3 separate regions of the Homo sapiens genome follow, and regions 1 and 3 are each linked to region 2. The links are chromatin loops, found by intact Hi-C in ENCODE. Cell type or tissue: gastrocnemius medialis. All regions are shown on one strand. Each heading gives the region's core, and the rest is flanking DNA. Links, peaks and the distances in the headings are about the cores only.

The links. Peaks named below come from ENCODE experiments on the same cell type or tissue, not always from the same donor. Only the 100,000 strongest peaks of a DNase experiment are listed, where the experiment ranks them.
Region 1: a loop joins it to region 2, with 3 times the contacts of the local background. A loop is called at or near these places in 6 of 110 quality-filtered maps.
Region 3: it touches region 2 in a loop (2.7-fold over the local background); 4 of 110 quality-filtered maps call a loop at or near these places.

What each region holds. Positions count from the first base shown.
Region 1 is chr10:59,714,137-59,722,845 of GRCh38, reverse strand. No RefSeq gene overlaps it. Among named protein-coding and RNA genes, the nearest start is that of SLC16A9, 8.6 kb to the right of the region's middle. In gastrocnemius medialis, for the core only: a CTCF peak has its summit at 3,312; no DNase peak of the experiment used is centred there.
Region 2 is chr10:59,805,656-59,813,655 of GRCh38, reverse strand. CCDC6 (coiled-coil domain containing 6) reads left to right here. Exons shown (of 9, transcript NM_005436.5): 5 at 861-1,021; 6 at 6,578-6,734. Among named protein-coding and RNA genes, the nearest start is that of MRLN, 56 kb to the right of the region's middle. In gastrocnemius medialis, for the core only: a CTCF peak has its summit at 4,098 (motif pointing right); DNase peaks (open chromatin) are centred at 4,125, 5,568 and 5,825; H3K27ac peaks cover 3,533 bases.
Region 3 is chr10:59,746,656-59,757,581 of GRCh38, reverse strand. It overlaps MRLN (myoregulin), which reads left to right and starts at 4,127. Exons shown (of 3, transcript NM_001304731.2): 1 at 4,127-4,228. In gastrocnemius medialis, for the core only: no CTCF peak of the experiment used is centred there; DNase peaks (open chromatin) are centred at 4,101 and 6,811; H3K4me3 peaks cover 2,631 bases; H3K27ac peaks cover 5,480 bases.

The sequences.
Region 1 (8,709 bases), core at 33-8,032, 91 kb after region 2:
CAGCCTGATCTTGTCTGACCCCTAACTTGGCACAATATTAAGCAGCTCTGTTACTCTACTAGATGAATTTAAAGGCTGTGTTTTGCTGACATATTTTTAAAAACTACAAGCGGAGCTAAAATTACATCTGCTGTATTTTTTTAGTAACAGCTTTATTGAGATATAATTCATATATCATACAATACAATTGACATACCTGGATGGGTAGAATCTATCTTGTAAAAATGATAATACTGCCAAAAGCAATCTACAAATTCAATGTAATTTCCATCAGAATACCACCATCATTCTTCACAGAACTAGAATAAACAACACTAAAATTCATATGGAACCAAAAAAAGTGCCCCCATAGCCAAAGAAAGACTAAGCAAAAAGAAGAAATCTGGAGGCATCACATTACCTGACTTCAAATATACTATAATGTCATAGTCACCAAAACAGCATGGTACTGGTACAAAATAGGCACACAGACCAATGGAACAGAATAGAGAACCCAGAAATAAAGCCAAGCACTTTCATCCAACTGATCTTCGACAAAGCAAAGAAAAGCATAAAGTGGGAAAAGGACACCCTATTCAACAAATGGTGCTTGACAAGCCACATGTAGAAGAATGAAACTGGATCATCTCTTACCTTATACAAAAATCAACTCAAGATGGATCAAAGACTTAAATATAAGGCCTGAAACCATAAAAGTTCTAGAAGATAAGCTAGACCTTGGCTTAGGCAAAGACTTCATGACCTGGAACCCAAAAGCAAATGTAACAAAAACAAAGATAAATAGATGGGACTTAATTAAACTAACAAGATTCTACACAGCAAAAGAAACAATCAGCAGAGCAAACAGCCCACAGAGTGGGAGAAAATCTTTGCAATCTACACATGTGACGAAGGACCAATATCCAGAATCTATAAGGAACTCAAATAAATTAGCAAGAAAAAAACAAACAATCCCATCAAAAATTGGGCTAAGGACATGATTAGACAATTATCAAAAGAAGATATACAAATGGCCAACAAACATATAAAAAAATGCTCAACATCACTAATGATCAGAGAAATGCAAATCAAAACCACAATGTGATACCACCTTGCTCCTGAAAGAATGGCCATGATAAAAAAAAATCAAATCAAATAATAATAGATGTTGGCATGGATGTGGTGAAAAGAGAACACTTTTACACTATAGGTGGGAATGTAAACTAGTACAATCACTATGGAAAACAGTGTGAAGATTCCTTAAAAAACTAAAAGCAGAACTACCGTTTGACCCAGCAATTCCACTACTGGCTATCTACCCAGAGGAAAAGAAGTCATTATACGAAAAACATACTTTCACATGCATGTATATAGCAGCACAATTCACAATTGCAAAAATATGGAACCAGCCCAAATGACCATCAGTCATTGAGTGGATAAAGAAATTGTTTTATACACACACACACACACACACACACACACACACACACACCACGGAATACTACTCAGCTATAAAAAGGAATGAAATAATGGCATTTGCAGCAACCTGGAAGGAAATGGAGACCATTATTCTAAGTGAAGTAACTCAGGAATGGAAAACCAAACATCATATGTTCTCACTCATAAGTGGGAACTAAGCTATGAGCATGCCAAGGCATAAGACTTTGGGGACTTGGGGGAAAGAGTAGGGGATGGTGAGGGATAAAAGACTACACATTGGGTACAGCGTCCACTGCTCCAGTGATGGGTGCACTGAAATCTCAGAAATCACCACTAAAGAACTTATTCATGTAAAAATAAAATAAAATAAAATAGAAAAAAAAATCAGAAAAAAATGAAAGCAAAAAAAAAAACACAAGCAGAGCTAAAGTTACATCTGCTGTATTTTTTTAAATAACAGCTTTATTGAGAGGTAATTCATATACCATACAATTCACTTGACATACAATTGACATGCAATTCAAAGTGTAAAATTTAATGCTTTTTAGCATATTTACAGAGTTCTGCAATCAACATCACAGTCAATTTTAGAAATTTTCATCATTCCAAAAAGAAACCCCATGCCCATTAGTACATGTTAGGAGCTTCTCCCCATTTTCCCTCAGCAGGTCCCCTTCTTCAGCCCTAGGCAACCAGTAATCTTCTTTCTGTCTCTAAATTCACCTAATTCTGTGATGTTCATATAAATGGAATATATAACATGTAGCCTTTCCTATCTGTCTTCTTTCCACTTAGAATTTATAAGTACTTTTTACAGCAGAATAATATTCCATTGTATGGATATACCACATTTTCTTTATTTGTTCATCAGTTGATGGGCATTTGGGTTGTTTCCACTTTTTGGCTAATGTGAATAATGCTGCTATGAACATTCATGTACAAGTCTTTGTGAGGGCATGTTTTCATTTTTCTTGGTTATGTACCCAGGAATGGAAACCATTGGCTCATCTGGTGACTCTATCTTTAACCTTTTGAGGAAGTGCCAGGCTATTTTACAAAGTGGCTGCCCCACTTTTATAGTTTTTGAAAAGATTTTCTCCTAATCTCTAGAAGGGGGAGCACATTTTTGACACCTGATAATTCTCAGCATTTGAAATGTGAAATACAGATTATGAAATAAAGAAATTTAAAGAAAATAAATGAGTTTTAAAACTCAAACCAAAGTAAGAGGTTTGAGTTTTAAAACTTTCATTTATTTTCTTTGAATTTATTTTTTATGCCATCTAATAATAATTTACCTTATTATTGGGGTTCCTTATTACCCATTACATATTAAATAGTTAATTACATAAGAAATTCCTCACATTTTCTTCAAGTGCCTTAGGTCAAGTAATGAGGAGCCAAGTTAACCTGAGATACTTTTTAATTGACAGTCATTAAATTTATTTACCTACTAAATCATTGGGTACCTACTCTATGCCAGGCATGTGTGCAGTGCTGAATATTTTCTTTGCTATTTTATACTTTGAGAGGTTACTTTATTATTTCAGGGTTGGAGGAACACTGTGTACTTCAAATAATTATCATAGCTAATGTTCCACAAGCAAGCTCTTTGCATATTGAGTTTTTTGCTTTGGGTATTTATTAGTTACATACTTCTTTTTATAAAATATGCCATTTGGGCCACACTTGACAAGTCAAACTTTTTGCAAATTACAGTTGTCAGCACCACAGGAGTTCCATTAGGTATTTATTTTTCCACCTCACAGTAATGTTCATTTCTTAATTTATTTGGTGTATATTATAACATTACTGGCTGGAGAACCTGCTGAAAAATAATCTTGACCAGCCAAAGAAAAGTTGAACTAGTGGCCTTTCCAAGAATTACATCGAAGGCAGAATCCAATCCTTTACTTCATTAAGACCACAGTTGACAGAAGATGTACCCGAGTTATAGAAATATTGATGTGATGTGGAAGGAGGGTGATGCCTGAGGAGTGATTTAATTCTATTTAAATTCACATTAAAAGGCCAAGTTTCAGACTATTTTGGTTGCTGGACTTTGATTCTCTGAACTGGTTACCATACCTGCGTGTCACTACAGAAACTTCTTGGATGAATTTGAATAACTCAGATGCCAGTTGTGTAATGGAGAGAAAAGGATAGTGCATATGACATCCGTTCATTAGTCATTGTAAATTTGTCAATGGATAGAATTTTCTTCCTTTAACTTTAGTACAGATAGGTTCAGAACCTTACTTGCCATGGGATTCTTTGGTATACTCATGAAAACAAGTACTCATATAGAACTTACGTACTATGTGTTAGGCTGTTCTGAACACTTTTTCTGGTTTAATTCATGAACCTTCACAACTACCATTTGAGGTAGGTATTATTTTCCCTGTTTTATAGATGATGAAACAGGCACAAAGAAGATAAGGACCCTCATCAAGATTAAGAAGCTAATAGGTTGTTTGGGCTTCAGGGTCTGTGCTTTTGTCCTATATGCCCTCTGCTTCTTTTAACCTCTTGGGATTTCTGTTTCTTCATCTGAAAAATTAGAAGATTAAATCCTACATTGAATATGAGGTTGCACCTGCTAATCTCCAGGGCCCTTTTCCTAAGACTCAGGTTCAGATTCAGCAGTCTCAAAAAGAGCATTCATGACCACATGTGACTAAGAAATAATCAAGACAAAAAATACCCTAGGAATTAAAACACCCAGAAGCAGCTTCTTTGTGCCTCCAAAGATGTCTGAAGAACCAGATTCAATAAAAGGAAATGCCCATAATTATCATTGTACATGATGTTGACAATCAATTCAGCCTTAGATTGGTGGGTACCAGAGTCTTTGTGATGGATCCAAGTATTTGTACCATGGGCCATACCTCTCTGTAGACTTGGAAACATAATGACTTTTAATCTAAATCCACAGTGACAGATTTGGTTGAGGATAAAGGAGCTATTGCCATGCTTCTATCTGAGCCAGCTGTACCCCTGGGGTTTGACAGACGTTAGCTTCTTACTGCCAAAAGATATTGTCTTTTTTTCCCTAAGACCTCTTTAGCCTAATCATCAATTTCTCATTCTTCTTGGTTAGGACAGTTCTATTTCCAGTGAAACTTTAGCCCTTGCTTTACCAGACACCGTTCCTTAATATACTGGTATCTCATAGGTTTTCTATTTTTTGTTTCTGTTGCATCTCTTCAGTGATCTATGATTATATTTTCCAAGCCACAAATCAAGAAACTGAATTTGACAAAATAATTTTGTACTATTTCCAGTTGCAAAAGAAATCTTGAAGATGTATTTTAGATTCAATAATGCTGGAGTTTCATGAAATTTTGATGTGTTATTGGAATGATGAGATATCATATTTGAAATTGGAACTATTCTAGAGGATCCTGCAATGTGAGGCACACTTCCCTCACTTTCTAGCAATTCTTTGTTCTTGTTATTCTAAGTTCTAACCGGAAATCCAGAAACTGTCTTAGACCTTTATCTACTAATCACAGCCACTACCAGTTATGTGGTAATTCTCTATCTTTCAAATTGGTCCCTATATCATTTTATAATTTTATAGATTTTAAGTTTTCCTATCTTTTGCCTCAGCTATTAAATCAGCCTTCTAACTAGTCTCCTTCCCAGTCAGTGTACCCTCTGACATGGTTTCTAAGAGTGATCACCTTGAAACACAAATTCAACCATGTCATTCCTCTGTTTAGAATGTTGCAATGGTTCTCCTTTGCTGGATAGTCTTCACATGGAGATGAGAACTTCCATGGTCTAAACCATTGTAGAGAACATTTGTTGTTTTTTGGCTAGTCAGCATCCCAGTTTGTTTTTGGAGAAGTATCTCTCCCCTAATGAGTACTCTCAAAGTGCCCTGTTTTCCCCTAGCTTAGAGATGGCTACATGGCCCAAACCAGGCCAGTCACACTTTCTTCTGGGACTTTGAATCTTGAATAAAACTCTGCAAGGATGGAGCTCATTAATGTCCTCATGAGAATACATAGTCCCTACCAATGAGATCTCTAAATGAACGTGGGTCCTTCCAAGTTCTCCAATTTATGCTATCCTGCCAAGAGATGGGAACTGTTAACTGCATTCAAAAGCCCTATGATTGTTTACCTTCCCCTTCCCACAAATACTCTGACTTTTAATCATTTGTAACAATCCATTGTAATTCCCTAGCATACCATGGGAGTCTTTCATGCCATGAAGACTTTGCAGATGCTCTCCTCTCTGTCTTGGAATGCCTCCCTCTCAAGCCAAGCAGTGCCTCAGACTCTGTGTTTCTTTAACATGGCACAAGTTCCCTGATTGGGGTGGTTAGCCCATTCTAGTATTACTGTCAGTCTTCTTTCCTAGATTGCAACCTCCTTTGTTTTATATGATGCCTGGCATAAAATAAACAAGATATATCATTTATTTTTAATTTTTATTTTTTGAGACAGGGTCTCACTCTGTGGCCCAGGCTGGAGTGCAGTAACACGATCTCTGCCCACTTCAACCTCTGCCTCCCAGGTTCAAGCGATTCTCATGCCTCGGCCTCTTGAGTAGCTGGGATTACACGTGTGAGCCACCATGCCCAGGCTACAAGAATTATTAGATGAATGAATAAATAAAATGACAGTATATTTTGTAGTTCATACATGGGAATTTATGTTATAGATAACAAATAAGGCACATCTCCAGAACTGAAGAAAAGGATAGAAGGTTTAAGATAATAGGATCAACATAAAATTCATGAGACTGACTATAGGAGAATTGCTGATGAAATCAGGGCAAATTTATTAAAATAGGAGTGATGATGATGATAAAGTTACGTGACAAACACAGAGCATGTATGTCACTAGCTAAGTAGTTTCTAATTAGGTAAGTAGTTTTAAAATATCATTTAAATTTATTTATTTATTTATTTTTAGAGTTGGGGGGTCTTACTATGTTGCCCAGGCTGGACTCAAACTTCTGAGCTTCAGCAATTTTCCTCCCTCAGCTTCCCAAGTAGCTGGGACTACAGGCATGTGCCACCACACTCAGTTCAAAATGCTATTTTTAATACAGCTTGGTTAAATAGTAGTGGTTGAGAGCACAGAATCCAGAGTCAGACAGCCTGGGTTTAATCTCCATACCTGTATTTTTTCATTTTTTGGATGGAATAAATTGTACCTACCTCATAAGGTTGTCATTATGAAAATAAAATAATATAGGTAAAGTACTTAGCACAGTGCCTGGTGGTTCTAGTCATTCTTCATTTGCCAGCCCACCCCATCCCAATCCAATTTCTGCCCCTCTTTGACTCTCTGTTCCTGGGAGGCTGAACCCTTATGGGCAGTATTCCATTCTCCCTCAATGCCTGCCTTCTGCGTGGGCTTGGTCAAGGGTAGGCACCACCAAGAGATCTGAGAGCAGAGAGAGAGGTGAGAGTATTGGCTGTACACCCATTTTGATGCCTTGTCTCTGGGAACAAACTACCTTCCTTCCCAATTTCAGCCCCCTTCAGGGGCTGCTAGCCCAGGCCCTGGGCACACTAGGTCTTCCCTTTGTCACTGAAGCCCCAGGAGCAGTAAAGGCTTCCCACTGTCCCTCAGCTTTGAGTGCCTCCTATTTATTCTTTTGACTCTGCCCACATTGCTATAAAGTATTTTTCCCTTAAGATTTCTTTGACTATCTGGGATGAATCCTGTTTCCTGCCCAGACCCTAATACACTGTACATAGTAATTTCTTTAAAATGTGAGCTTTGGTTATTATATTAAATTATTAATATTAAATATTTAAATTGTTAAATTATCAGTGATTTGATAATTGTTAAATTATCAAATAATAAATATTTAAATTGTTAAACTATCAACGAAATTTTCATATAGTTTGATTAACTATATAAAAACAAACATTGATATTGAGAAGGCAGGATTCAGAAGCATCTTCAAAATAAAGCAGGCCAGGCATGGTGGCTCACGCCAATAATCCCAGCACTTTGGAAGGCAGAGGCAGGAGGATCACTTGAGCCCTGGAGTTTGAGATCAGCCTGGGCAATATAGTGAGACCCTGTCTACACATCCCTCAACATACACACGATTAGCTGAGTGTGATGCTGCCTGCCTGTAGTTCCAGCTACTTGGAGGCAGAAGTAGGAGAATCGCTTGAGACCAAAAGGTTCGGGTTGCAGTGAACCAAAATCATCCCATTGCACTCCTGCCTGGGCAACAGAGACCCTGCCAAAAAAAAAAAAAAAAAAAATCCGAACTAACCAACCAAACAAACAAAAAACATAAACCAGAGGACACATTTCATATCTACAGCAAGTTGCTTGCCTATGGTTTGGAATAACTCCCAAGTACTTTGATGGAAAAGTGTAAGTAGCTCTGCAATGTGGTAGGTGGTAGGGACAGAGATGAGTAAACCATTCTATGTGAGCCCAGCCTGGGGGTAGGGTAAGTAGAGGATAATTCATGTATCCTTTTAGATTGCTTCTGTCTGCATTGATTTCAGTCTATGTTCAAACTGTTAGGAAACTGCTTGACTATATTTTTTTTCCTCAAGGGTATGTTTTTTCCTGTATAACTTTTACTTTCATGGATTAGTTACCATCTTCTAAATTACTCCCAAGAAATCAAAATTGCAGCCTGTTGAATAGATAGATCTAAGGTGACCATATTTGCCAAGTAAACATTTTTTACTTAGTGAACCAGTGGGCAAAGTCTTTGGACTACCTACACATTTTAGGCAGGATGGACCCTGTACATAGAGTAAAAGTCATGCTCTTTCTCTTACATCATGTAATGAAGAGAAGAAGGCTAAAATGTAACACTTTGAACTGAAAAACTGGTGCCGTCTGAAACTTTATGTAATACATCTAAATCAAATACTTAGGCAAAAGCACATTAAAAAAAACTGGCACTGTTTCATAAAAAGATTTGATGCACTCATCTTGTGTTTATTTTTATATAGTATGCATCTACTCCACCTGTATTTTCACAAGAAGAAATTGGATCCGTTGGTATATTTGAACTCCACACCCTGCCTTTGGTAGTAAGCCCTTCTTCCTTAATAATGACACTGTAGATCATGTAAACTGAATTTGTAGCACATAAGATTCTATGGGTGGATTTAAAATGTGGGAAATGGCTTTAAAGTGCCCTGGACAGATGCAGAAATTTTCTCTTCCTCTCCTTCAGTGAACTTTTGAGAACCTGCTATGTGCCAAGCACTCTGCTGGAGCCTGGTATAAAGCTTGGTAAGCACAGCTGGAGGTCCTACGTTATGTGTGGACCCTGGACTCACTT
Region 2 (8,000 bases), core at 1-8,000:
AGGGTAGACCTGGATGGAGGTAACTCAGTTTGCTCCTGGACAAACTCAAAGGTACAAAGCAAAAACAAAACAAAAACCCCAGCAGCTATGGAAAGGGATTTAGAGATCTGCTGCCAAAGGAAGACTTTGTAAAAGGCAGTTGGAGGTTTTACATGTATTAGTGCCAAATTATTGGGTTGAACAGTATGGAAGTTTGCATTTTGTAGGTCAGAGCTATTGAATATCAGTATTTTATATCCTTCAACATAAAAATAATTGGTAAAGAAGGTGGCACTACTAATTATTAACCTAACAATTTTGGTTTTGTTTTTAACTTTTTACCTTTGCTGTGGCCAAAAGCAAAGGGCCGCTAGTCCAGTTTGCCATGCCCTTGCAATTAGTTTTGCAGGAGGGAATTTTAGAAGTTGAGTCTCTGTGTTACTTTACCCTCCAAGGAGATTCATAGTAGCTTAGAAGCTTCAATCAAAAGCCGTAAGAAAATGGAATTTCCTCAGCATCTTCATGCACTAAACCCAAGAAGTTGAACATTGAGTCAGCAGGTATTTCTAAGTGCATACTGTATTCCAGGCATAATTATCAGATCCTGTTGTTAAATAAAGACTTTTCAGTATTGTTTAATTTAAAACATTTAATAGTCATTTAAAAGGAAAAAGGGAGATTAGAATCAGCTCTGCCCTTTGAAGTGAGACACCACGTAAGGGCAGAAGTTTGATGTAAAATGGGCAGAGGAATTAAGCAACCCTGTGAATTCTGGCAGTAAACAGGAGTTTGCTTTTAAAACAAACCTGCCAGCTAGTATGTTGTTTTGTCTTTTCAAGGAAAACTGTTAGTCATTGTTGGAATTTTTCTTTTCAATGAAGAATCCTGCAGGAAAAATTAGACCAGCCCGTCTCTGCTCCACCATCGCCTAGAGATATCTCCATGGAGATTGATTCTCCAGAAAATATGATGCGTCACATCAGGTTTTTAAAGAATGAAGTGGAACGGCTGAAGAAGCAACTGAGAGCTGCTCAGTTACAGCGTACGTAGCCTCTGGTTTCACTAGTTTCATGCCTGTAGAATTAATAACTTTACCAAATATAGGGTATTACCAACATTTAATTACTGTTGAATTTGCAGTAATTAAATTCATATATTACTGATGCATGTTTACTTAAGTTCATCATCCTGGAATGGAATTTTTTTTTTTTTTGAGTGTTATAGTAGGGGAGAACAAAACCATTTAGAATACTTCCAGAAAATAATTAAAGTAATTTCAGGAACATCCAGGATCACAAGTAACATTTTTAATCTTCTCTGCCATGTTTATCTCTAGGATTGTGCTAACAAAAATATTGCAGCAGACCTCAAAGCACTTTCAAAATATTAAGGCAGAGAGTAGTGTTTACCTTCCTTACTACTACATTCAACCTTAGCTGACATTTGTTCATGCTATTTGAAGAGTAAATGCTTTTGAAATTTATACTTAATATTTTGGAAGAGGCCAAGATGTTGAGTTGAAAAATCAAAGGACTAGATTTCTGAATATTTGATTATGTCCCTGTGTAGTTTCTTGGGTCTCTCCTATTTGTGGTTTTTTTTTTTTTTTTTTTTGGCTATTCAAATTTATTTTTTTGAACAGATAATTCAGTGAAAGGTATGCAGTGAAAAAATGGGTCTTTCTCTCATTCCTATTCTCTAGCTACCCTGTTCCCACAATTATACATTTGTACTATATTCTTCCAGATATATTTGTATATAAACTTATTTATACACATACAGTTGACCCTTGAACAACACGGGTTTGAACTGTGCTAGTTTACTTATATTGTGGATTTTTTTTTCAATAAATACAGTTGTCCCTTCGTATCTGGAGGTTCTGCATCCACAACCAAAGATGGATGGAAAATACAGTATTCATGGGATGTCAAACCTGTACATGTGGAAGGCTGACTTTTCCTATCTGTGGGTTCCTCAGGGCTGACTACAGGACCTGAGTATGCACACATATTGGTATACTTGGGATTCACAGGTTCTGAGGGACAGCTGTAGTAACACAATGAGCACACTCATTTACACCTTTCTCTTTTCGCTTACTATGCATTGTAGTTTTCTCCCCTGCTGATACATACAAAGCTGCCTTCATCCCTTATTTAAAGGCTGCATAGTATTTGATTGTATGAATATGCCATAATTCAACTAGTCCCATACCAGTGGACCCTTTTTGGTTGCTATGCTACAACCGCAATGAACATCTCTATACACGTGTTTGATACCTGTGCAGGAACACCTTCAGGATAGATTCCAGGAAGTGGATTTGTTGGGCCACATGGAATGTGCATTTTAAAAAGTTCAGTGGTTCCTACCTTTGTTTTCGTCTCTGAAGTTCCTTACAAATTCTTGTGCCGTGGAGCATCTGGGATGGTGTATCAGTATCATCCTTGGAGCCTTTGAGAAATATGGTGTAGTACTTTCCTATTTCTGCTATTACAAATTACCACAAACCTAGAGGCTCAAAACAATACAAACTTAACCATCTTACAGTTCTAAGATGGGACTCACTAGGCTAAAATCAGGGTGTCATCAGGGCAGCCATCCTTCTGGAGGTTGTTGGGGAGCCTCTGTTTCCTCGCCTTTTCCAGCTCTAGAGGCTGCCTGGATTCCCTGGCTTGTGGCCCCTTCCTTGCAGTCGTACCACCCCACCTCTGCCTCTGTTGTTACATCTTCTTTTCACTCTGATTCCCCTGCCTCCCTTTATTAGGATCCTTGTGATTATGTTGGGCCCACTGTGATAATCTAGGATAATCTACCCATCTCAAGCCCCTTAACTTAATCACTTCTGCAAAGGCCCTTCTGTCAAGTGAGGTTAGTAGCATTTATAGGTTTTGGGGATTAGCATGTGGACATCTTTAGGGAATCACTATTCTAGCACCATACAGGTTTCTGGGCTTACTCCATGGAGTAAAAAAGGAGCATATTAAAAAAATATATATATAAGTAATCCTGATGTGGACCTCAGGTTGTTAATTACTATGTGTGTTTGGTGGAAATCAAATGAGATATATCAAATAGTTCTCAAATATTAGTTATTTTAAGATTTTTGAGTTTTTACCATGTGAGTACACAAACATCTTTCAGCACCTTCCTGAACTTTTTCCCGTGCTGTCAGTTTGCATTTTTCCTCCTCCTTTATACTGCTCCATCGTGCCCCTAGCAAAAATTTCAGAAGGAATTTGGGGAGAATGTATGCTTACTACTATCTCCATACTGCACTGTTTAGTCTGAAGAGACTGCAGATACTAACAGAGGCATTTGTAAGTGCTATTTCTGATTTTGTGAGGACAGAGAAAGCTGAACTAAAGAAGCAGCAGTGGCACTTAGCTGCTTGCAGTGATTGGATTGGGCCTAAAGGATGTGTTAGTGACTTTTCATCATCCATTCCTTGCATTCTCCTTAGGTTAGATGACCTGGGCCTCTTTTGGATGCAGCTATGGCAGGTGGCTCCTCACCCTCCAAGCTTGACTGCATCTGAACTTGAACCTCTCTCTCAACAGTTCTCAGCAATGTTTGAACGTTGGCATCGCCTGGCCAGCTTTTAATAGACCAGTGGCTAGGACTCATCCTTGGAATTCTGACTGAATTGGCTTGGGGTATAGTCTGGGCACTGGTATTTTCTAACTGTGAACTTGGAAGGGAATGCAAGCCATGCAGATCTTTGGATCATTTGGGAGCCACCTCTTTGGAATCTGTGTGGAAGTCATCCGCAGTTCACACCATCTTTGACTAAAATACAGTAAGTCCTTACTTCACATCATCCTTGGGTTCTTGGAAACTGAGACTTTAAGTGAAACAACTTTCTGTATAACCAAACCAATTTTACCGTAGGCTAACTGATACAAACAAGAGTTAAGTTCCTATGGCATACATATGTTGTTTCACTTAAAGTCACAGTTTCCAAGGATCTGTGGATGATGTTAAGTGAGGGCCTACTATATTGGGAGATGGCTGTAGACCTGGGGAAATATAAGCTGTGGCCCCTAAGTACTAGGGAGTTCTGTGTGCAAGAGGAAGGAGGAGGACTCATAGGAACAAATCTGGTCAGGTGAGGCTGTGTGCCAGCAGGGGGCAGCCAAGGAATGCTCTGGTGACAGCCTTCTGTGTGTGAGTCAGTGACACCCAGAGGTGTTGGACCTGGTGCCTTCTCTGTGCCTCTGTCTTCTAGGTCAATTGCTGAACTGCCAGGAAGTCTTCCCAGCCGATCACTGCAGGGGACATTCTTATCTATAGATATATTGTTTAAGGATCCCCCTGCTGAGTTCCCCGATGCTAAAGGATTGCCATTTTTTCTTTGAAAGACAATGTTCTCTGAAGTTATTGTTCTTGGAGCCTCACTAATGTTAATTCTGCAAAGGATTTCATGGTAGTCTCCAGCACCCTTCCTGTAAAAGGCATTATAAGAGTCCTATTATGGAAAAGAAAGTCAGCTTGCTCTGACAGTCACCCTTCTAGTTCTAGAAACAGCAAATACTCCAAGGGGTCAATCTTTTGTTTCCTGTAGAGCCAAGTGAAAAATTCTGCATGCTTGCATATTTGGGATCAAATAATTTAAATCGTTTATATTAAAAGTGTACTTTGTAAATATTTTCCCAGCATGCCTTCAATTAAAGAGATTTTTGTGTCTGGATTAGACAGCGGGGTTTCTGGCTATGTTGAAACAGCCAAGGGATTTAGTGTTTAGTGCACGTAATAGTGTTTAATAATTTTGGTATTTTTATTTGAATTTCTAAAATAAGGATATTCAAGAGCTTTTGTATATCTGTAATGATGCTGTCTTGGAAATCATTGAATACTTATCAGAAGTCTTTATTGGCTAAAATGCCAGACCTTTGTAGAGTTGCTTAAAACTGAAACTAATTTGATGGGCATTGAGAGTTGAAATAGGGTCAGTCTGTGGGAGAAAAATGCTCATTGTGGCATTCAGCTCCCTCCTTCTTCCCTAAATTTGGACCGAACTGACAATATGGAACAGCAGCCTACAGGAAACTCTCTTAGACGTGCTCATGGCCACTGAATTTGTAGCTGCTTTTCAGAAAAGAGAAGTATATGGAGATTTTACTTTTCCCAAGTTCATTGACAAAGACAAGGAAAAGAAATGAAGCAAGAAGATGGGTAGACACCACATTTTGTATTAGATAATTCTGGTTACTTGGTAGCAGATTCTGTGTGAGATAAACCAGAAAGGAATGGGGGCGGTGGGGAGGTTGTCAAAAGAGGAAGGAAGACGTGTTTTTCTTTTTTTGGAAGGTTGTGGAGTATGCCACAGAATCCTGTGAAGAATAACCTTGGAAGGACAAGAGTTTTGATGGCTCCGGGGAACTTAGCTGAAGCAGACCCTGGATCCCCATAAAGATGTCAGTTCCCCATTTCAGATTCCTGGGAGAGGTAGTCTAAGTGGCTCAGCCTGGGTCCAACAGCTAGTGCCAGGGCTAGTCAGCTCTGTCCTGGGAGATGGGTGCTGTAGCAGAGACCTGGATTTGTGGGGGAGCTCCTGAGGAAGGGGTATTTGTCATAAGCAAGATGCCATCCCTAGAGGTGCCAGCTATATACAGGACTTCACCTGCCCTCTGCCGCTACGTGTGTGTGAGTCAGGGTAACAGACAGCCACACACACACCACAAATTAGACTTGGAAATATTAATCTGAAGTTTTCTAGTTTACTATGTCAATGTCTATTCTCGTGAAAAGAATGTTAACTGTTATCACATGTTCTAGTACAGTGGTTCTTGGTGTGCCGCCACCACTGTGCACAGCGGGAATGCCAACAAGTGTCACAGGCTCCCCTAGATGGCTTGCTGTGTCTGGAGTTGAGAGGCAGCCAAACTGGTGTCTAGAGCAGAGCCCATGGGCAGAATCTGGGCCTCCCTCCTTTCCCAGCTCTGGCAATGTAGAGAAGAGCTCTTGTAGTGGCTACTTGTAGACTCCAATTCCACCATTTCCTCTTCTACTTAAAGCACTTTAGAATGCAAATGAGTGGGAGTGACGATGCCTAACCTGCCAACACTGCCTTTTATATTTTTTTCTAAATGCAAATAATTGGTAAACTTTTATACTTGAGATAAACTTTAAATCCATATCTCATCTATGTGTGGGAGAATGAGAAAGACCAGATATCTTTTTTGTTTCTTTGTTTTTTGAGACAGAGTCTTGCTGTGTTGCCCAGGCTGAAGTGCAGTAGCTCAGTCTCGCTCACTACAACCTCCACCTCCTGAGTTCAAGCAGTTCTCCTGCCTCAGCCTCCCGAATAGCTGGGATTACAGGTGCCTGCCACCACGCCCAGCTAATGTTTGTATTTTTAGTAGAGACTGAGTTTCACCATGTTAGCCAGGCTGGTCTCGAACTCCTGACATCAGGTGATCCGCCTTCCTCAGCCTCCCCAAGTGCCAGGATTACAAGTGTGAGCCACCATACCCGACCAGAAAGACCATCTTGTAACAATTCCCTCTGTCTATGGCATAGGGGCTGAACTGAAGTCTCCTTTTTTTTAGATTTGGATATGATTGCATGAAACATGGTTTAATTGAAAACTCTGACTTTTCAGATTCAGAGAAAATGGCACAGTATCTGGAGGAGGAACGTCACATGAGAGAAGAGAACTTGAGGCTCCAGAGGAAGCTGCAGAGGGAGATGGAGAGAAGAGAAGCCCTCTGTCGACAGCTCTCCGAGAGTGAGTCCAGCTTAGAAATGGACGACGAAAGGTGTGTGCATGTCTTATGAGCCTTGTTTTTGTTTAAAAAATAAAACCCAGGTTCTACAGAGGTTTTCTTTGGTATCCTGTTAGGTGTATAAGGGGATGGCTTAAATATGTATTTATTGTGCTAATGAATGCCACTGCGTTATAGTAGATGCCAAGAATGGGATAAAGATTGAACATTTTCCTTAAACACAAAAAGATGAAAAAAATCACCTCTCTAAAATCATTTGGTGGGGAGAGAAATGGAGACAGGGTTATATTAGAGAAGCAGCAGAGTTTGCATTTGTTGTTGAATTAGTTTAATCCAGTGTCATATCTGTTTAAAGCATGGGAACATATTAATTCCTGTACTGTATAAGGATAAGCAAGCTATAGTGCAGCTCGAGGAAAACAGTGCATGCGTAGGTTGAAAAGAATCAGTAGGGACACAGGTGGGGGTTGTTGAAATCCCAAGGACTTGCCTTAACACACTTGATAACTTTTGAGCCTTTTTGTAGCCACTTAAAAAAAAATAAAACTAATGGATTGCATTCATCTGTTCAAACCTAAGCAATGAATCCCCTCATTGCCCCACTGTGAGTGATCTGGAATAACAGACCCATCCTTTGGTTAACTAGCAGAAATGGTCTCAAGTATTTGTGCCTCATCCAGTTCTCTTCCCTCTTCCTCCTCTCTAAATTCGGGATAAGGTAGTGGTAAGATAACAAACAAGTATAAATGGAAAAAGATGTTCAATCTGCAGAGAAACCCAGAAGTTAGAGAATTAACCTTTCTCTGAACCAGATCATTTCTGCAAGGAAATTCTCCATTCTGGATCAGCGATGCCCTGGCGTTACATGGGCGGTATCTTAGTGTGAGAGGTGAGACTGAGTATTCTTGGGGGTCCCTCCAGCAGGACTGGGCATTCAGTGTCTGAAACCAGGCCTACTCATGGCTGTGACGAGTAGTACTGCCTGTTGATGCCAATACGTGCTGTCCAAAACATGTAGGCAATGTTAGCACATCTGTACTCTGTTTCTATTATGGAATGGATCTAGAGGACTAACAACGCTGTTGATCAGTTTGCTGTGGACAGTGACTTTATTGTTAAAAATTTAAGATTATCTATAATGAAAGTCTATATTTTTATAATGAGAAAAAAAGGAAAACAGTAACAGGTTATTCTATTTTAAATACCTATGTGTATGCCTCTTCATTTGGAAATAATAAAGATTATTCTTTCTCAAAACTTTGCCTTATAAAACTACAGTTCCCCATTCTTCCTAAAATC
Region 3 (10,926 bases), core at 1-8,000, 56 kb after region 2:
ACCATCATAAGCCTGTGCCCATGAGTACTCAGCATAGTCCTTTCCCGTGGGGCTCTGAGACCATCGTTTTTAATGTCAAAGCACTCTGGTTTGTAGCTGATTTGCAAGTGCTTTCCAGGAAGAATCAAAGTAAAACAACAACAACAAAAACTTTCTCTAGAGGCCAAGAGACCAAAAATGACCATGGTTAACTTGTTAATGATAATTTTTCAAAAATGAAATATCTGATGAGTTCGTTACAAAAATAATGCAATTGACAAGGAAATTTGGTTGTTTCTGTGGCATTTAAAACAAAGCAGTGAATTTAAAATCAAAGTGACAGAAAATTTTTAAAGAAAACATAGGAGGTAACAGGATTGTAAAGAACCTTAATTCTTTCAAGAGTGAGAAGACTTTGTTCCTGTAAGTAATCAACGACCTGAAAAACTGAACGTAAAGCACAGAAAATTATTCTGATAAAATAGAATCATTGCCTTTTAGGCAGATTTCTCAGAAGGTAAAGAAAAATCTTAACAACCTCTTAAAAAGTACATAAATGATTCAAGAAAATTTTGTCATTTAACAGAAAGAAAAGCAGTTTTAATTTTGTATCAGCATAATGTTTGATATCAAGACTCTTTTAAGAAAATCTTGTAAATAAAGCCACTAAACCTTAGCCAGTTTCGACTATGGCAAATAAAATTCCCTTTCTGTGCACCTTCTACAGGTTTCTACATCCATTTAGGTTTTGTGCTACCTATTCTTCTTCCTCACTCTGGAACAGCCAGTCATTTTACTTTAGGACAAAACTATGCTCCTTTACCTTAACAAAAACACATCCTGAGTACAAAGTTACTCTTCTCTGCAATATTTTTCCTAGAGAATCTCACTCAGAATATTAATCATAACTTTTTAACTTCTATTTCACAGAGATAGCTATGAGGTAAATACCTGTGAGCAGTCAGACACTACAATTTTGTAGCAAAGCTTATGAATATACACCTTACAATGTTTTATAGCTTAGATGTCCTTATAGTACAATTTCTCAATGTGGCAAAATACATACAGCCTTAAAATTATGCTTAGTGATTAATATTTTAATACTTTATCTTATTAGAAATGATCTAGATATTTAATGACTATCCATTAATTAACTTAAACTAGCATAAGTTTTAAGTTACTAAAAGATCTTAGAGACTGTCTTCAAGCTGACATACCACAAAACATAATTATTGTTGAAATGAAGTTTGTCAGAATAATTAATTTAGTTAAACACACATCTCCCGTTTTCATCATCTTAAACATCTAGGAAACATAATGCTTGAATAATAGGAAACATAATAATTGAATAAACATTATTCAATCAGTAGAGCTGTCTAAATTCAGGAAGAATAAGCCCAAATAGAATACAAATGTATGCTTGCATTATGCTGAACTTGGATAACTCAGAAGACAGCTCTTTCTATCAAAAACAAATATTAAAGTAGTCTTTTTTTTAAAAAAAAGAGTTAACTAAATTTTTTGAATTTGAATTCTTAAAACATTTGCTTTCATTTTTTATAAAAATACTTTTTAAAGTATTAGAACCTCAATTCTACCACCAACAGGGTGGCTTAAAACAACAGAAATTTATTGTGTCATTTATGGAGACCAGAAGACCAAGATTAAGGTATCGGCAGGACCATGGCCCCTCTGAAGGCTCTGGGGGAGGGTCTTTCTTTGCCTCTTCCTTGCTTCTCTGGTGGTTGCCCACAGTCCTTGGTATTCCTTGGCTTGTGGACACGTCACTCCAATATCTATTTCCTTTGTCACATGATGTCTCCCTATGTGCCTGACTATGTCCCCATTTCCCACTTCTCACAAGGACTCAGGTCATTGGATTAGGGCCCACCCTAATCCAGCATGATCTCATTTTGATTATATCAGCAAGGCCCTATTTCCAAATAGGGTCACATTCACAGGTACTGAGGACTTGGGCTTGAAAATGTCTCTAGGGGATGCAGTTCAACCCACAACAGCTAATAAGTGGTGGGCCTGGTGTTCTGAACACTCATCAGTCAGCTGCAGAGTGGAGTGTCCATGCCCCAGGGACCAGTAAAGATGACCCATTGGAAGTGTGGTAAGAAAATATTAGAATGTCTATTTATTTTTACATTTCTTCTTTTAAAAATTGTGTTTATATTTTATGATTTAAATGATATATTTACAATAGTATATGCATATGTTCTATAAATAAAAATACATATATTCAGTGGGTACTCAAAATTTTTTAATTGACCAGAGAATGGAAAAAAAAGAAAGGCCATATACCTATTCCACTCCTTCTCTCCCATCTATTAAACTGAGCGTCACTAGCATATCAGTTTCTCTTTTTCACAGTTGCCTCAGTAGAATAACATTCCACTGGGTGAGGTTTGTAGTGAGGTATCCACCCCACCGACCACAGCGTTTAGCTGAAAAAGGTTTAGTTTGACAAAAGAGCAGTTACTAGATCTGAGCCAGGGTGAGAAGTAGCTGGAACCTTAAGAATGAAGCAGTTGGCTGGGTGCAGTGGCTCACGGCTGTAATTCCATCACATTGGGAGACAGAGGCAAAGGGTCACTTGAGTCCAGGATTCAAGACCAGGCAAGACCTCATCTCTACAAAAAAAAAAAAAGAAAATTTAGCTGAGTGCAGTGGCGCGTGCCTATGGTCCCAGCTACTCAAGAGGCCAAGGTGGGAGGATTGCTTAAACTCAGGAGTTCAAAGCTGCAGTGGGCTATGATCATGATACTGCACTTCAGCCTGGGTGACAGAGTGAGTCCCTATCTCTATTGAAAAAGAAAAAAAGAAGCAATTTAACAATCTTTATGTATTTCAGTAACTTTTCTCTAATTGTCAGTTTTCTTTTTTATTTTTTGAGACAGAGTCTTGCTCTGTTACCTAGGCTGTAGTGCCATGGCATGATCTTGGCTCACTGCAACCTCTGTCTCCAGGGTTCAAGTGATCCTTCTACCTCAGCCTCCTGAGTAGCTGGGACTGCAGGCATGTGCCACCATACCTGGCTACTTTTCTGTATTTTTTTTGTAGATACTGGGTTTCACCATGCTGCCCAGGCTGGTCTCGAACTTCGGAGCTCAAGCCATCTGCCTGCTTTGGCCTTCCAAAGTGCTGGTATTACAGGCATGAGCCACCACTCCCAGCCACATAATTGTCAGTTTCTTTTAATACTTCAGACAGAACCAGTGTTTAATGTAATTAGGTATAAAGACATACTGTTAATATTATAAACAATTTGATGCCATTTATGGGGGAGGAGGGAAGGCACAGAATTTGGAATGTTTTGAAATATAAGTTTCCAAAAGAGGAGAGCCACTGCCAACCAGAAGTAAAGTGATGATTACACCTCCATTCTTACCACATGAATTTATGTATGATACAATCCCAAGATCCAGCCTCCAACCCCCACATGTACCTATATGTTTCCAGGAATTGTTTTGGGATCTCTAAGGGAAGCCAGCTGATATGCTCACAGGTAAACAAACTTTAAAAAGTTGATAACATGCATTTCAAAATCCATTTGTTGATAGATTTTTAAAATTGAGGAGTCAATATAAACAAGGTAAAATGTATAAATTTAAGAAGATATTCAGATGTCCATGGAAAATAATTGTTCAGAAGAGCAAAGGATAGTATAACATTAAATGAGTCATGGTGTCTTTTTGACATTCCTGATTTTTTGTATTATTATTATACTTCAAGTTCTAGGGTACATGTGCACAACATGCAGGTTTGTTACATAGGTATACATATGCCATGTTGGTTTGCTGCACCCATCAACTTCTGACTTACATTAGGTATTTCTCCTAATGCTATCCCTCCCCCCGGCTCCCACCCCCTCCCCGACAGGCCCTGGTGTGTGATGTTCCCTGCCGACATTCAGGATATTTTGTTGGTTGTTTAACTCTTCAAAAACTTGACATAAGGGTCTATTGATTGTGGAGGAACTGATCTCCTTCTCATGGGTTCTTTGAGCTCCTGTGTGGGCATAAGTATATCTTTGTTATAATTTGTTCCACCTGTGCCTGTCAATTTCTTTCCACTTGCCTCCTCCCGTGACATTCTGGCTCATGTTTCTTCATAAAGCTCTAAGCCAGTTATTAATAACAGACCAGTGAGCCTCCTGATCCACCAAGACCATATGGTGTTTTTCATAAAAGAGAGAGATCATTCCCTTGACTTTGGACTTCGCTTATTGAACCCCTGGACAGTAAGTGTTTTTTTTTTGTTTGTTTTGTTTTGTTTTTTAATGTAGCATTTTAAGACGTTGATTTTGGAGGAAAGTTTAGTGTGACTCTAAAGTTTATGTGCTTCTGATAGAGGGAGAACATAGTAGGCTAAAATTCACTTAGACTCATAAAGCCTATTTCCTATTCCCTGCAGCATCTCTCTGCTTTTTATAAGGCTGATTATAAAGAGAGACCAATGAATTAGATTTCTACTCCTCTCATTTTCTTTTGGTTAAATAAAGGCAGGAGGAGAAGCAAAGGATTAACGATATTTAAACTACTTGACCAAGACCTGTGGCTGCAGCTTGACCTGTCTCCTTGTATTTTCTCTCCAAATAGAATTCCAGTGATTTCAAAGAGAATTTTCACATATGAAAAGTATATGTAGGGGATTGGGGGGAGGAGTAGTTGGACAAGAGACCTGGGCACTTTTGTTTTTTTCCCCCTTGTTATAGGTTTGGATCAGAGAGGGCACCTGTCTTGTTCCATGGATTCATTCCTTCCTTGTTTTTTAGCCAGAGGCTTTCTTTGTCTTTGCAGCCTTCTTTATGCTGGGTGCTTCTGAGAGTCCTTCAAAGTAGGTCACTATGTTTTCTGTCTAGAAAAGGGGGACCCTGAAGCCCAGAAAGGCCAATGCCCCGCTTGGTTCTCTTGAGCAGGGTTAAAACCTGACACTCCAATCCTTCTTCAAGACCACAGACTAATATAGCTTTCTGCTTTGGTTATGTATGTTCAATTCTTGAACATGTGCACCAGGCTTCTAAATAAAATGTGTAAGGGAAGCATGACAGGGAACTGGAAGGAGGCAGATGTGGTCTTGTTGTTGAGCCCTGGCTTGGACCACATACAAGCTGTGTGATCCTAAGAAAGTACTCAACCACTCTGAGCCTCAGTTTGCTCATTTGTAAAATGAGAATCATAGTCTCTTTTACAACGTGGTGGGGTTTACTCAGTGTATATAAGAAGCCAAGTATAGTGACAGTGACTGTTATTTTAACAAATTTATAAATTCCTTCTTTGAATTTTTCCTGAATCTTCCTAATTATCTCTCATTTGTTTCCAATTTAAATCCAGAGCCTCCAAATATGGTTTTTGATGGGAAACATGAATTTAAACTGTAGAGGCGATATCTGACTTCTACTACTTTTAGTAACTTCATTTTTAGAATAGTGTAAACCATGCAAATGCTGAGGACAGGTGGATTGGAGGATGGTATATTGTTAGCAATCAAGACATTAAGTCTACAGCTAAGATCAGCGATGATGAGAAACCTCCCCAAACAACTTCAAAATATAAACTATTATTTCCATAAACGTATGTGCTCTATTATAATCAGCATTCTAACATTTTTCTTTTTGCTCTGTCTTTCTATGTTTCCAAAAGACTGGTTTCCACCCTTGCCACATTAGATTCTGTGTGTCTGGATAAGACAGAAAGAAGGATTGTCTCAATACCTGCTTTCCAAAGTGTTGCTCTGTAACTCAGGAAATATGATTGGATTTTTGTTTTCCTCTGTAAACTTTAATTGTGCAAATATGTATTTAATTCCTACCATGTGCAAGACACCATGTGCTAACCTAAAACGGGGTCTATAAAAGTCAGAATGGGCTTACTCATGGTTCAGTACTCCTCCTTGGGTATCACTTTTTTTTTTTTTTTTTTTTTGAGACAGAGTCTTACTCTGTCACCCAGGCTGGAGTGCAGTGGCTTGATATCACCTCACTGCAATCTCCACCTCCCAGGCTCAAGTGATTCTTCCACCTCAGCCTCCCGAGTACCTGGGACTACAGGTGTGCACCAACATGCCCAGCTAATTTTTTGTTATTATTTTTTTTTAGTAGAGACAGGGTTTTGCCATGTTGCCCAGCCTGGTCTCAAACTCCTGGGCTCAAGTGAACCACCGCCTTGGTCTCCCAAAGTGCTGGAATTATAGGTGTGAGCCACCGCACCTGGCCAAGTATCACCTTCTAAGTAATGACTTTGTGAAGAATAGAAGAGCAACACCTTAAAGTCATACCTCATCTGCCCTATGGAAAAAAATTGTCATTAAGCACTTACTTTGTTCCAAGCTCTGTGGAAAATGCTAGAGATATCATTTCTGCTCTAAAGGTGGTCATAGTCTGTCATTTAAACTTGAAATTCTATTCTCCAGCCTAACCATCTATTTTCAGCTAAACTTGACTCCAAAGAACAATCAGCTTGTTTCAGAAATCAGATCTGCACCTAAAAACATAAAGACATTGCCACCAGTGAATTTATACCAAGGAGTGTGTGTTGCAGGCCAAGTAGGCAGTTTAAAAGGTTTTGCCAAATGCCTTTGAATACTCAAAAAAGTCCAGAGATTTCCCCACTCCCCTCCATTCACCAACTCCAAATGGGAATGACACTCATTTGGATATCTGAGTTCTGCAGGTCAAAAAACACAAACAAGCCCCCCTAGTCCCATTTCTGCATCCTGCACCCGTTTCTGCATCCTGCACCCATTTCTGCATCCTCGCACCACTCAAAGGACAAGTGTCTGCTGGCACCGCTGCGTTGGGGCTCTCTGAGGAAGCCTCGCACAGCTGATCCCCAGCCAGGGCTCCGGGCATTTCATCCGGCTTTGTAAAAGTGCATCACAACTGTGATTCATGGAGAGGGCTGGAAGACTTGGCAGGGAGAAGGTTGATAACATTTTGATTATTTCAATTCCAGAATATTTCGTAATGTTCAGTGCCCATAACTGAATAAATTCATGTCATCTCAGGGGCAATGTATGATCTGTTTAGGGCAAGAATATGGCAGCTAGAAACTTTAACCTTCAAGAGTCCTGATAGTGGAGGATTAAGAAGTCATGTTTGTTCATATGTAGAAAAATTGTTCTTTTTAGGGCCAGAACATTTACTTCAAACATTTGAGGCATGGCCATCAATGGCTTGGGAAAGCCAAAACTGAACAGATGTTGACCTAAAAAGAAAGCAAGTGGGCTGGGCGTGATGGCTCATGCCTGTAATCCCAGCATTTTGGGAGGCCAAGGAGGATGGATCACCTGAGGTCAGGAGTTCAACACCAGCCTGTCCAACATGGTGAAACCCTGTCTCTACTAAAAATACAAAAATTAACCGGTGTGGTGGTGGGAGCCTGTAATCCCAGCTACTCGGGGGCTGAGGCAGGAGAATTACTTAAACCCAGGAGGCGGAGGTTGCAGTGAGCCAAGATTGTGCCATTGCACTCCAGCCTAGGCAACAAGAGCGAAACTCCGTCTCAAAAAAAAAAAAAAAAAAAAAAAAAAAGAGAGAGAGAGAGAGAGCAAGGGAGGTTCCATTGAAGAGAAGAGAAACACAGTGGCTCCTGACAGGTCTGAAACCTGCTTTCTGACCTGGGGCGGGTGGGTGATCAGATGGACCCTCAGGAGTGCTGCCAGGCGAGCCAACACCCTGCTGCTCATGTGTCTGTGTGTCTGCCTCAGCTTCTCTGGGCTTTCCATCTCTTAAGGGCTATTTGTTTCCTCTCATCTAACTGAGCTACTCCATCCCTCTTCATGGCTGGGCTGCAAGGAAGTGGCCATCTTTCTGAATCTGCTGCTTCACTGAACTAGGCACTATTTATTGAGTGTCAGGCAGCATGCTGGGCTCTTGGCTTACTTTTTTTGTTTGCTTGTTTTGTTTTGTTTTTTTTTTGAGACCCAGGCTGGAGTTTAGTGGCACGATCTCGGTTCACTGCAACCTCTGCCTGCCAGGTTCAAGCGACTCTTGTGCTTCAGCCTCCTGAGTAGCTGAGACTACAGGTGCGAACCACCACGCCCAGCTAATTTTTGCATTTTTAGTAGAGGCAGGGTTTTGCCATGTTGGCCAAGCTGATCTCCAACTCCTGACCTCAGGTGATCTGCCTGCCTTGGCCTCCCAAAGTGCTGGGATTACGGGTGTGAGCCACCATGCCTGGCCTCTTGGCTTACATTTTTACCAGTCCTGCAATATTGCAGTGGCTAAGGCCGTGGGCATTGGAGCCAAACAAATCTCCATAAAAATCCTTGGTCACCTCTTAGTACGTGTGTAACGTTGGACAGCTATCTTAACCTCTCTGGGTTTCTGTATTTTTGAATAAGAAAATAGTGGTATGAATATTCCACCTCATAAAGTTTTATGAGATTAAAAATAAGTGTGTATAGAAGGCACTGAACTTTAGCTATGAATAAAGTCCTTTCAACCCCCCACAAGACAGATATTACTCTCTCTGTTCTCCAGATGAGGTGGCATCTGAGGTCAGGTGCTTTGTCCAAGGCTGCAGAGTTAATAGTGGTAAGAGCCAGGATCTCAAACTGGTTCCATCTGGTTCAGATCCTGTACTCTCTCCTCACTCCACCTTGCTGACTGATCATCTGTGACTAACATGTTTCTGTGTTCAGTCGAAGTCCACTTGTCAAATTCTCTGCCTTGTGGCCCTGACCTGCCACATTTTCTACTTTTCACTTGTGATTTGCTTTGATCTGGACTCTCTGGTTATACATGGGCTGGAATCAAAGATGTTGGAGGGTGATGAAGGTAGACTCTCCTCACGTAGCTGACTGGTGAAATGCAGAATCCAGTCTATCATAAATGTCAGAAAATTGCTGAGGCAATTGTAGCACTAGCTTTGGAAAAAGTCACTGTGTGACCTCAGACAAGTCTCTGCACTTCTCTGGGCCTTGTTTGTCAAATGAGAAGTTTACAAAAGCTCCAATATCTTTTCTATACCAACATTTCGTTAGTATTTCCAGTCTTTCCCCCTTATTGTTTTTCTTAGCTGGAAAGAGAATAATTGACCTGAGATCATGTCTTAATCAGGAAACAAGGTGCAAGAATAATGCCTGCCATCATTTAAACATACAGCCATATGCATTATTTAATTCCCATACAAGCTTTCTATGATATAATGTTCATGTCATTGATAAGTTAATTTCTCAGATTTGTGTTAAATTTCCTTTCTCATATAATTCAACTTCGGGCAGAATTGAAGGGGACCTTAATGAGCTCAGAAAATGCAGCTTGAACTCAAATTTTAGAAGCTTACAGAACACAAAAAATCCATTTACCATTGCATATGCCCAAATTTTCCCAAATTACTCGAATTTGAGTTTAGTGAGGGCAAACCTCCAGTATGCTGTAGAAACGGTGGCCATCCCAACAGATCATCCCATTCTAAAACCCTGCACGTCCTGTGCCAAGTTTTTCTTGCCTTCCAACAACTTGACTTGCTTCCCTAATTATAAGCAAAAAAAAAAAAAACAAAAGAAAAAGCATTAATAAGACATAGTTCTCATATGATTTCTCAAGTTTCTAAAAGACAGTTGTCTTGAACATAAACTTTCTGGGAAAGGGAGATGTTCTCCATAGGGAGACAAGTTGCAAGCACCCAACTTTGGGATTTTATTTTTAAAATTATTTGCCGGGAGAAGTAGACTTATTATGTATGTTTTTCTTGTTGTAATTGTCATTTGGACAAAGTGAACTTTCATTCTTCCCAGAAAGCTTCTGCTTTAAGTATAGTCAAGTCAGTATTTTTTGAGAACTAATTAGTGTCGGAGAGTGTGAGGCACTGGAATCCAGGATGAATAAGGCCGTCCCCTACCTTCTAGGAAAGCATCACTGACTATAGCGTATTGCATGTAAACAACCATGATACAGTGTGGTCACTGGCAACATGTTACGGACAAGTCGGAAATACATTCTGTCTAAGGAAGTCAGATTGGATAACAGAGGAGGTGAGATTGAATCTCAAAGGATGAATAGGAGTTTAACAGTTTTGCCTGTTTAGGTACTTAAAGAGAACTTGAGAAGAATGATTCATTCAAGGGCTACTGTCTAACAGTAATATGCTAAACTGTAATTAATAATAGACACTATCACTTACTAAATGTTTACTTTCTAGGCACAAGCATTATCTCATTGAATTATCAGGCTACCCTAAGAAGCAGGTACCATTATCCCCACTTTATGGAAGTGCCAACTGAGGCACAGAGTTAACGTAGCTTGCTTAAGATCTCATGCACAGTGGCAGACCTGAGATTCAAACTCTGTCAGTCTGATTCTAGACCCATCTCTCAAACACCATGTCTTGGCAGCATTCTTATTATTTCTCAGCTTAGTTAATGTTAAGGAGGTCAAGGGGAGAAACTTGTTAGCCATAAGGTAACAAGTGGTTAAAAACAAATAACAATAAATATGAATAAAATAGGTAGTAAAAGATAATAAAAATAAATAATAAAAACTGTACTTTTAGCTGGGAGCAGTGGCTCACGCCTGTAATCCCAGCACTTTGGGAGGATGAGGCGGACGGATCACCTGAGGTTGGGAGTTCAAGACCAGCCTGACCAACATGGAGAAACCCCATCTCTACTAAAAATACAAAAATTAGCCAGACGTGGTGGTGCATGCCTGTAATCCCAGCTACTCAGGAGGCTGAGGCAGGAGAATCACTTGAATCCGGGAGGTGGAGGCTGCAGTGTGCAGTGAGCCGACATCGTGCCATTGGACTCCAGCCTGGGCAACAAGAGCAAAAACAAAAAAACTGTACTTTCAGCTAAATTTGTTGTTAAATAGTGAGCTCACAGTTGTGATCTGGGCAATGTCCCATTTACAAAGGGCAGATTGTTTTGATGTGAATAAATTAGCAACTAACTGTTATAAAGTGAATTCCGGCAAATTTGGGGTTATCAGGGCCA